2 separate regions of the Homo sapiens genome follow, and region 2 is linked to region 1. Evidence: read pairs that join two places in POLR2A ChIA-PET (ENCODE). Cell type or tissue: Panc1. All regions are shown on one strand. Links, peaks and the distances in the headings refer to the core of each region. The heading gives the core; the rest is flanking DNA. Region 1 overlaps ZNF532 (zinc finger protein 532). Region 2 has its middle 25 kb from the start of LINC01926.

Region 1 (5,381 bases), core at 86-5,085:
ACAAGGGAAACTGACTCCATTCCCCATCATGTACTCCTAATCCCAGGACCATCAGAACAAGAACTACAGACTTGATAAACATTATGGAAACACACACCTTCGTGTTCATTTTATTTTAGGGCTGATCTTTAACTAAGTCATGGTTAAAGAATTAGCTTAAAAAAATTTAAAATTTGTGTACAGGAAAATTTACTCTGTGGTGTACCGTTCTGTGGGTTTTGGCATATGTGTAGAGTCACTTATCCACCACCACGGGCGAAGCAGAACAGGCCCATCACACCAGAGCATTTCCTCTTGCCGCCCCTCTGTAGTCAGCCTCTCCTACCCCTGGCATCCACTGTCTCACTATAGGGACATGGTTCTCTCGTCCTAGAGTTTGGGCTTTCTAGAATGTCAGATAGCAAGATGCGTTTCAGATTCATCCATGTTTCTCTGTGTTTCGATACTTGGTTCTTTGTCATTGCTGAGTAGTATTCTGCTGTATGGATGTACCACAGTTTATTCATTTGCTGGGTGAAGGACATTAGGGTTGTTTCCAGTTTTTGCTAATTGTGAGTAAAGTTGCTGTAAGCATTTGTGTGAAACAGGTTTTTGTGTGAACATAAGTTTTTATTTCTTTTTGCTAAATGCAGTCACGTGTCGATTAATGCAGGGGTACATTCTGAGAAATGTATCATTAGACAGTCTTGTCATTGTGCAAAGATAGAATGTACTTACACAAACCTAGATGGTGTAGCCTACTATAGCCTACTATATACCTAGGCTATATGGTGTAGCCCATTGCTCCTAGGTTGTAAACCTATACAGCATCTTACTGTACTGCATACTGTAGGCAGTTTTAATACAGTGGTAACTATTTGTGTTTCTGACCAATCTAAACACATAAAAGGTACGGGAAAAATATGGTATTATAATCTTATGGGATCACTGTGTGTACGTGGGCCATTGTTGACCAAAATGTTGGTTTGCGTTGCATGACTGTTCCTAGAATTGGGGTGGCTGGATCACATGGTACATACATAAGAGTTAGAAGTTTGAATGAAAATAAATCCAACTTGTAACTCACAAAAAAGATCTAGCGTTGACAGCTGCAGTTAAGACTCGCCGAGAAAGAGATCGTAGTGAACATTGTCTGAAGACACACGAGAGATGATCATGATAATAGAACACTCTCTAATGGGATGACATGCTTTGTAACCCTGAACTAATCAGAATTAGCCAAAAGTGGAAACAGAAAACTGCAAGTGGTAAAATATCCTTTATTTCCTGCAGCAATTATTTTTAATCTCTTCGGAAACATTTGGCAGTCTAATTTTTACATTCAGGTTCAATAAAACACAAAACAACAATAGAATAGAAATTTTGGAAAGTGATACCACAGATCATTGTTGAAATCTTAGTTGTGTGTTATTAACTTCTGAATTATAATTTGATTTATGGACTGCCAAAGTATTGGGGTCATTTTATTAATAATATTTGAAGTTATTCAGCTTTTATGTATTTTTAGGAACTGAAAATGTTTAAGCAATATTCAGTGAAAGCAGTGAAGAGGGGAGATTTTGGAAGATTTGTTTGGAAGATTTTGGAAGATCTGTTTTTTTTTTTTTTTTTTTTTGGAGTTGGAGTCTCGCTTTGTTGTCCAGGCTGGAGTTCAGTGGCGTGATCTCGGCTCACTGCAACCTCTGTCTCCCAGGTTCAAGCGATTCTCCTGCCTCAGCCTCCTGAGTAGCTGGGATTACAGGTGCGTGCCACCATGCCTGGCTAATTTTTTGTATTTTTAGTAGAGATGGGGCTTCACCATGTTGGTCAGGCTGGTCTCGAACTCCTGACCTTGTGATCCGCCCGCCTCAACCTCCCAGAGTGCTGGGATTACAGGTGTGAGCCACTGTGCCCAGCCCAGGTTGTTTTTTTTTTTTTTTTTTTTTTAAGGATAAAATAGCTTTCAGGATTGGGAAGAACAGACAAAGGTAATGGTGGTACAGATGGAGGGGAGCCCAAGAAGTGGGACATGATGTTAACCTGGGGATTGCCTTGTCATTTAACAGATGCTTACTGAGTGTTTAAGCACTGGGCATTGTGCTAAGCACAGGAGTGCAGAGGGAAAAGGGCCCCAGGGAGAAAAATCTAGTGGAAGGAGCCCCCAGAAGCTATGATAGGAATGTGAATAGGCCGCCTCATGCCAAGCGTCCACAGAGGAGCTGTGAAAGACTGGTAAGAATATGTGAGGCAGTCAGAGCCTGGGAGAGCATCTAAGTCCATGCAGCACACGTGGAAAGGTCTGGGGAGAGCTTGGTGTTTCGAGTGGGGTGTGGGTGTGCGAGGGGATGGAGCTGGAAGGCAGTTGAGGGTCACCTGATGAGGCCTTTTGGTGCAGTGCCTTGAGGATGGACTTCTGTGTAGGCAGAAAAGACGGACCTTTCGTTACAAAGGTCCTGTGGCAGCCCCATGGAGGTTGGAATAGAGGCTGTACAGGCTGGAGGTAGGGAGGCCAAAGAGGGAACCGGCAATCCAGGAGAGAAAGGATGAGGGTCTTTCATCCCAGGTGTTGTTTGTGGGGATGGAGTGGTAGGTGGGGGCTGCTTCAGGGGCCAGGTAGTGCCTGATTGGAGGAGTAAGGCTGCTTCTTAGGTGGCTGTCTGGGGGTTGCTTGGAGACTGGGTGTTCTGTCTTTGAGATAGCAAATTCCGAAGGCAGAATAGATTTGGAAGAGTGGAGGTGGAGGGACTTGATACAGTGAGTTCAGTTTTGGGCTCCAATTGCCTCTGGCTCTGTGAGTCTGGAATTTAGGAGGGTTGCTTGGGCTGGAGGTCAAGATTGGTAGTAATGAACATAAAACAGAGAGGATAGAAGAAAGGTGTTTTAAAAGGGGTTGGGTTTGGGTCCCCTAAGATAGTGGCTTACGTAGTAAAAACCATAAACGAAGCGGCAGGGGTGGCTGAAGAACTTAGAACCTGTGCTTTAGCAAGTTGGAGGGCAGAAGATTCCCAGGAAGGTAGAAAATGTAGCTAAAACCTGCAGATGCTGCAGTAGGTGATGGCACTTTACGTCTGTTATCCCATTTTTCTGATTTTTAAACCTTTTCTTAGAGGTGGGGTCCTGCTATGTTGCCCAGACTGGACTCAAACTAGCTGGACTTGAACTCCTTGGCTCAAGGGATCCTCCTGCCTCGGCTTCCCAAGCAGCCAAGTAGCTGGCACTATAGGCATGCACCACCGCAGCAGCTATTATGTTACCTCATTTGATACCGAAATGATGAGAGGAGCTGTACATGTTTTTCCCTGTGGTACCAGTGGGGAAACAGACAGAGACCCTCCCAGCTCGTAAGTGGAAGTGGAAACAGGATTTGAAACATGCTCCTTCTCACTGTGCTGTTCTGCCTTGGGGGAGCACAGTTGGTGGACTGAGGGGTGAGCATGGAAGCTGTTTCAGGGTGTGGAGGTGCCCAGAGAGGGCACAGCAGGTGCTAAACAGCAAAGACACTGGCGCCGTTCACGTTGGAGGTGATAGCTGATGACTGCCAGCGTGAGAATATGCAGTGGAGAAGTTTGAGGTACACTCAGGGCCTTTGTATTTAGCCAGATTTTCCTGATTGTAGTCAGCACAGAGAGCAGGGCATCTGTATTTGCACCAGAGACATCTCTAGAAATAGCATGTTGAAAAGACTTATTTTATTGGGCACTGGGGTGAGGATACAGATTGGAGGGGAGAAGGGCTAGAAAGATGTATTTGTTTTATGTATTCTTTGAAAAGGCTGAGAAAATCAAAGCAAATTGAAAGTGGTGCCGAGAAGAATCTTTTGTTCCAACAATAAATAAACACAGTTTAAAGAATTCTTTGAATCATCTTCTACGGCAGGAAGTTCTATATTCTGGCTGTTTTATAATGAGGGAGAGCAAATTCTGTTTAATCTAAATCTGGAGACTGAAATAAGTAATTTTTAGACAGACGCAGAGCGGCTTTTTTAGCTGTCTCACATATTCCTTATGAAGGATCACTCTTTAAGGATGGTCTTCAGGGGCCCCAAATGCAGATTTTGTATTCTTCTGTTTTCAGTCAGTTATTATTACAGCTTTACATAATTAGAGCTTTTAGACATCTTGAGTGATCCGTAGAGACCTAAAGATAAAATCAGGGTGTTGTGGTTCTTGAACTGTTTTCTTACCATCAGCCTTTGCATTTTGGGACACAAACTCCTCCTTTCCCCAAGGCTGACTCCCGGGGCTAGTAATGGGTATTGATTTTATCATTTTCTTTTGTGAGGAACAAATTCTTTCTAGGGATTTCAATAGTAAGAATTAGATAGTTGAAAAACCTAAAAAGGTTAGAAAATTCAAAGCCCTCTGTTTTAAAGGACCCCATAGCTGGAAGTACTTCACACATTTGTAGTTATCTCATTTTCTACAGTGAGCCCACATTGGAGGGTGGGGCCATCAGGTAACCAATAGCAGGTTTAGAACTGGAACCCAGCACTATAGTCCTAGCCCAAGACCGCATTCATCATTACCTTCTCTCTGCCTTCCAACATTTATCTTTTTTTTTTTTTTTTTTTGAGACCGAGTTTTGCTGTGTCGCTCAGGCTGGAGTACAGTGGCGTGATCTCGGCTCACTGCAACCTCCGCCTTCCGGGTTCAAGCGATCCTCCTGCCTCAGCCTCCTGAGTAGCTGGGATTACAGGCATGTGCCACCACGCCCGGCTAATTTTTGTATTTTTAGTAGAGATGGGGTTTCACCATGTTAGCCAGGATGGTCTCAATCTCCTGACCCTGTGGTCTGCCCACCTTGGCCTCCCAAAGTGTTGGGATTACAGGCGTGAGCCAACACACCCGGCCTAAAATTTATCTTATGTTTTATTTTTTTGAGGCAGGGTCTCACTGTGTCACCCAGACTGGAGTGCAGTGCTGCGATCTTTGCTCACTGCAGCCTTAACCCCCAGGGCTCAAGTGATCCTCCTACCTTGGCCTCCCACCTCAGCCTCCTGAGTAGGTGGGACCACAGGCACATGCCACCACGCCCGGCTAATTTTGTTTATTTTTTGTAGAGAAGGGATCTCTCTATGTTGCCCAGGCTGGTCTCAAACACCTGTGCTCAAGTGATCTGCCTTCCTTGACCTCCCAAAGTGCTGAGATCAGAGGCATGAGCCACTGCACCCAACTATGTTTTGATGGTATTTAATCCTCCTCCTATTTATAATCTTTATGTGAACCTGAAAACACGATTTGATTAAGTTAAGCTTTACCGAGGTACTTGTTGAGAAGCTGGTCTTTGATGATTTTGCTGATTTTTTTTTTTGTTTTTTCTGGGATGAAGTCTTGCTCTGTCGCCCATACTGGAGTGCAATGGCGCAATCTTGGCTCACTGCAACCTCTGCCTCCTGGGTTCAA
Region 2 (5,381 bases), core at 74-5,073, 82 kb before region 1:
TTTGGAAATGTATACAATATAGAAAGGTAAAAAGAAGTCCATTAAATCACCCCTAAACCTCAACACCCGGAGGTAAGCACTGTTAACATTGTGGGTTGTGTTTTTATTTATTTTCAAATATTTAATGTGTAAAACAGGTCATACAGAACACACAGCTGTGCGTCCTGCCCAGCCAAACTGACCATGTTTTTAGCAGGCTGTTGGCAAAGAGTGTCAAGAATATCTTAGAGCTGGGCATGGTGGCACGTACCTATAATCCCAGCTATTCAGATGGCCGAGGTGGGAGGATAGCTTGAGCCCAGGAGGTCAAGGCTGCAGTGAACTATAATTGCATCACTGCCCTCCAGCCTGGGCAACAGAGTGAGACCCTGTCTCTAAAATATATACATATATATTTTTTAATTGACATTTTTCAGCCCACTAATTCCATTTCTAAGAATCTATTCTGGCTGGGCACAGTAGCTCACGCCTGTAATCCCAGCACTTTGGGAGGCCGAGGCAAGTGGGTCACCTGAGGTCAGGAGTTCAAGACCAGCCTGGCCAACATGGTGAAACCCTGTCTCTACTAAAAATACAAAAAAATTAGCTGGTCATGGTGGCGGACACCTGTAATCCCAGATACTTGGGAGGCTGAGGCAGGAGAATCACTTGAACCCAGGAGGCAGAGGTTAGAGTAAGCGAAGATCACACCATTGCACTCCAGCCTGGGCAACAAGAGTGAAACTCCATCTCAAAAAACAAAGAATCTGTCTTCCAAGAATGGTCAGATGTAAGCGAAAAATTATTTACAGAGACTTTATTTTATTTTATTTTATTTATTTTCTGAGACAGGGTCTTGCTTTGTCACCCAAGCTAGAGTGCAGTGGTGTGATCATAGCTCACTGGAACCTCGACTTCTTGGGCTCAAGCCATCCTCCCCATTCCTCCCAAAGCACGGGATTACAGGTGTGAGCCACTGTACCCAGCCAGCTTTCATTTTAATGTAATTTATAATAGCCAAAATTGCCAACCTCATAAATGTAAAAAGTTAGAGGAATCGTCTAATAAATTGTAGTTTTGCATGGAATACTTTGAGGTCATTAAAACCACATTTTCAAAAAATGTGTGATGCCTATGATAATTGTCCTCTCCCACTATCCCTCCCTCCATGTTTGCCTCGATGCTCAATGCCTGTAAGCACGTGTTCCAGGAATACCCCTCCTCTGATCCTACTGTAACCCCTTTGAATGCTACGAGGCCAATTGATCTTTCTCTTTCAGATCACTCGTAGCATATATTGTCAGTACCAAGTGTTTTGGACGGTTTTTTCATTTTACTATTATTTACTATATACTACTTCTATTTGCTTCTCTGGCATGTATGTAAGAATGTGTGTGTGAGGCTGGGCACAGTGACTCATGCCTGTAATCCCAGCACTTTGGGAGGCCAAGGCGGGCAGATCATCTGAGGTCAAGAGTTCAAGATCAGCCTGGCCAACATGGCGAAACCTCGTCTCTACTAAAAATACAAAAATTAGCCAGGTGTAGTGGCGTGCGCCTGTAGTCCTAGCTACTCGGGAGGCTAAGGCAGAAGAATCGGTTGAACCAGGGAGGCAGAGGTTGCAGTGAGCTGAAATCTTGCCACTGCACTCCAGCCTGGGCGACAGAGTGAGATTCCGTCTCAAAAAATAAATAAATATATAAATAATGTGTGTGTGCGTACATTTGTGTCCATGTGTGATTGTGTATGTATTTGTAAGAGAGAAAAGGAACTCAGAATTACCAACGGCTCGAGGGCTGGAAGTGTGACTTACACATCTTCATTCTTTGCCAGCTCTTCAGTTTCAGCATATCTTAAACTAAATTCATCTCCCTCAAATCTGTGCCAATGCCACAAAAACCTTTTTTTTCCGTGCGCAAGACTTTCTAAACTGGCTCTTCCTCCTGCATTGCCAGTTCATTCGGTGATATCACCCCTTCTCCTTTGGGCCACCCAGATTTAAATATTTTGGAATTCCTGACCGTGGAATCCTACCATTGTGTTTTTTTTAAGTCTTGTCATGTGTCTTTTTCTGTTCCGTTGCCACCATCGCAGGCAGCAATTTTCCATCACTTCAACTCTGTCTCCGCTGAGCCATCTGCTGGCAGACTCTTGGCCCTTCAGACTATCTCGTGTTCAACCACTTGTTTCAGATATTTTTACCCCATCACTTCTCTGGCTAAAAAGCCACCGATGGCCACTTATAAACGGTCATTATTGAATGAAGTGCTAACTTCTTATCCTGGCACATGGGTCCCTCCTTAATTTGATCCCAACCCATCCATCTTCCTGGTTTTATTTTATTTATTTATTTAGAGATGGGGTCTCGCTATGTCGCCCAGGCTGGCCTCAAACTGCTGGGCTCAAGTGATCCTCCTGCCTCAGCCTCCCAAACTACTGAGATTACAGGCGTGGGCCACCACACCTGGCCCTTCTTCCTATTTTATATCACACCACTTCCTGACTAATATCCCAAGCTCCTGCCACGCTGGTGTAAGCACCAACCCCAGAACACACCCTGTGTCCTTGGGCCTCCTCCGCTTACTACTGACTGGTGAGATCTTGGATAATTTGCTTAACCACTTCCACCTTAACCCCTCATCTATAAAATGGGGATAATGCTAATGACACCTTCTTGAACTCCTGGCCTCAAGCAATCCTCCCATCTAGGCTTCCCAATGTGCTGGGATTACAGGCATGAGCCACCACGCCTGGAAACACCTTCTTTACAGGGATTGTGGTGAAAGCAAAGCAGATGCAAGAATGCAACAACCATCATTTATTTGCTCACAGTTTTGCAACTGGGGCTAAGCAGGCAGGGACTGCTTGGCAGCTGAGGTGGATCAACAGGGCTGGAGGATCTACCTCCATGTGGATCACTCGGAGTTGGTGACTTGGTGCTATTGGCTGGGAGTTCAGCTGGTACCATGGTCCTGGAGCCTCAATTGTACTCCACTTGGACTTTCCAGGTGGCTTAGGGACTTCCCATAGCATGTCAGCTGGGTCTTTCTAAGAGAGGGGAAGCAGAAATTGCCAGGCCTCTTAAGGATTAGACCTAACTGGCAGAGCATAACTTCCATCACATCCTATTTGTCAAAGCCGTCATAGGCCAGCCCAGATCCCAGCGGGTGGAGAGATAGGCTCCACCTCTCCAAAAGGGAGTGGTAGGTGCATGGGAGGAAAGAAAAAATAATGACAGCTATCTTTGAGATAAGTCCCCACCTTAGGGTTTCTGCAGCCTTGTCTAGTAGAAGAGATGCTCAACAGTTTGCATTTACTGAACTCTTAAAGCTTGTTACTTTTGTCCCAAGATTGCTTGGATTGCTGCCACAAATCATGATTTGACTTTTTCCTCTTGCTGTGATTAGTCATGATATTCCAAGTAAATATTAAGCTCTTTGAGGGCAAGACTCTTATCTACAGTAAACAATTTTTATTCCCCCCACAGAGATGTACACATTGTTAACTGTGAATATGCAGCATTTGACTTATTTTCAGCCCTAGCACTTGATTTATTGACAGCCGTAGTACACGGAAGGGAACACAAGAGTTGCTTTTATTGAATTTTTGTTGGGTCAGGAGGCTTTCTGGGCTCTGAGGAAGACTCAGAGAAACGGCTCCTTTGTTCTCCAGCCCTGCCCAGCCCAGAGCCTTCCAGAAGGGAAAACTCAGTGAGGAGGCTGCAGACTGCCGAGGGCGTGTTGAGGAAATTCCATTCAAGACCCTCATTTCCGAAAGTGCTCTGTGATTAGCCCGGCTTTGTGCCAGCCCCAGTCCAGAGGCAGAGAGGCCAGCCCTTAGGTCACCAAAAGCATCAGGAAAATACAAATGCGGGCCCCTTTACAGCCCGGCACAGGAGGTTAAAGGATTTGCTTTGTAGTTTGTTTATCTCACAGACTGAAGCCAATTATCCCAATTACTAAAAAAATAAAATAAAGTTTACTACAGATTGTATTTTTAAGTTCATTTAATCTCCAAAACAGGCTGCTACACACAGTTTTCCTTTGGTTCCAACAACTCACGCCCAGTCTCTGTGGCAGGGAAGACAGCCCCTAAGGGTCACATGTCCAAGGGCCAGGGGAGGTCAGAGGTCACTTAATGGTTCCCAAATGCGCTAGCAAGTAGTCATAGATTTGAACTTTGCATTGTTGCTGCGGACCCAGGGCCTTCTTGGGAGGGGAGAGCTGGGGGAGCTATCTCTGCAGTTCAAAGGCGGGCGCTGTGGTTTCACTTGGCTTAAGGTTTCAGTCCTTGAATCCTAAACACTATCCCCACTGGCCTCCTGTGCATGGGAGGTGGGGGGTTGGGACTTGGGATGGACATTCTGTGTAACCCCAAACTGCAAGCCCTGCAGCTTCACGGTGGCCTCGGAGCTGGGAGACCCTCAGGATCAGCATCAGAGGCTGAAAATACTGGTGACTATTTTCAGAAGCCCATGAGTATTGATGCAGAATGCAGAAGGCCCAGACCAGCCAAGAGCTCCTCACCTCCAAGCCCAGTCAGGACTCTGGGATTCAGAAATGCACCCCAAGTTCTAGCCTTAACCACCAGCAGAGTGGGTGTTTGCTAGACAGTGTGAGTTGAAAAGGAAGTCAAAGGTCCCAGATGGTATGGTCCCCTCAAATAAGCATCTCCACATATACCTGAAAATCTACCATAAGTATGATGTATATTTATATCTATTGACATGGAAAGATGTGTTAAGATACAGAAAGTGCAAAATGCAAGCCACAGATCTGCCAAGGCGGGCAGATCACCAGAGTTCAGGAGTTCGAGACCAGCCTTGACCAACATGGTGAAACCCCATCTCTACTAAAAATACAAAAATTAACTGGGCATCATGGCATCCACCTGTAATCCCAGCTACTAGAGAGACTGAGGCAGGAGAATTGCTTGAACCCGGGAGGTGGAGGTTGCAGTGAGCCAAAATTTCACCATTGCACTCCAGCCTGGGCAACAAGAAGGAAACTCCATCTCAAAAAAAAAAAAAAAAAAAAGGAAAGAAAAGAAAAGAAAAAGAAAAAAGAAAACACTAGCCTCGGGCTTAGAAAGTTTGCTGAAAATGAAGAATGAAGATTTTCTAGGCACTACTCAGACCTGTTAAATGAGAATCTTGGAGGCTTCGGGAGAGCTGAGGAAGGGTGTTTTTGTTTTGTTTTGTTTTTTTCTTAATTGAGACTGAATCTGGCTGTGACGCCCAGGCTGGAGTGCAATGGCACAATCTCAGCTCACTGCAACCTCCACTTCCCAGATTCAAGCAATTCTTCTGCCTCAGCCTCCCAAGTAGCTGGAATATAAGCACGTGCCACTATGCCCAGCTAATTTTTGTATTTTTAGTAGAGACGGGGTTTCACCATGTTGGC

What was found. ChIA-PET counts read pairs that join two places held together with the same protein. Peaks named below come from ENCODE experiments on the same cell type or tissue, not always from the same donor. Only the 100,000 strongest peaks of a DNase experiment are listed, where the experiment ranks them.
Region 2: POLR2A ChIA-PET joins it to region 1 with 5 read pairs; 8 of 35 experiments call an interaction of 5 or more read pairs at or near these places.

The regions. Positions count from the first base shown.
Region 1 is chr18:58,868,169-58,873,549 of GRCh38, forward strand. All of the region lies in intron 2 of ZNF532 (zinc finger protein 532), which reads left to right. Among named protein-coding and RNA genes, the nearest start is that of ZNF532, 6.0 kb to the left of the region's middle. RefSeq lists an enhancer at 1,805-2,786. In Panc1, for the core only: no CTCF peak of the experiment used is centred there; no DNase peak of the experiment used is centred there; H3K27ac peaks cover 3,739 bases.
Region 2 is chr18:58,785,924-58,791,304 of GRCh38, forward strand. No RefSeq gene overlaps it. Among named protein-coding and RNA genes, the nearest start is that of LINC01926, 25 kb to the right of the region's middle. RefSeq lists an enhancer at 3,193-3,998. In Panc1, for the core only: no CTCF peak of the experiment used is centred there; no DNase peak of the experiment used is centred there; H3K27ac peaks cover 4,903 bases.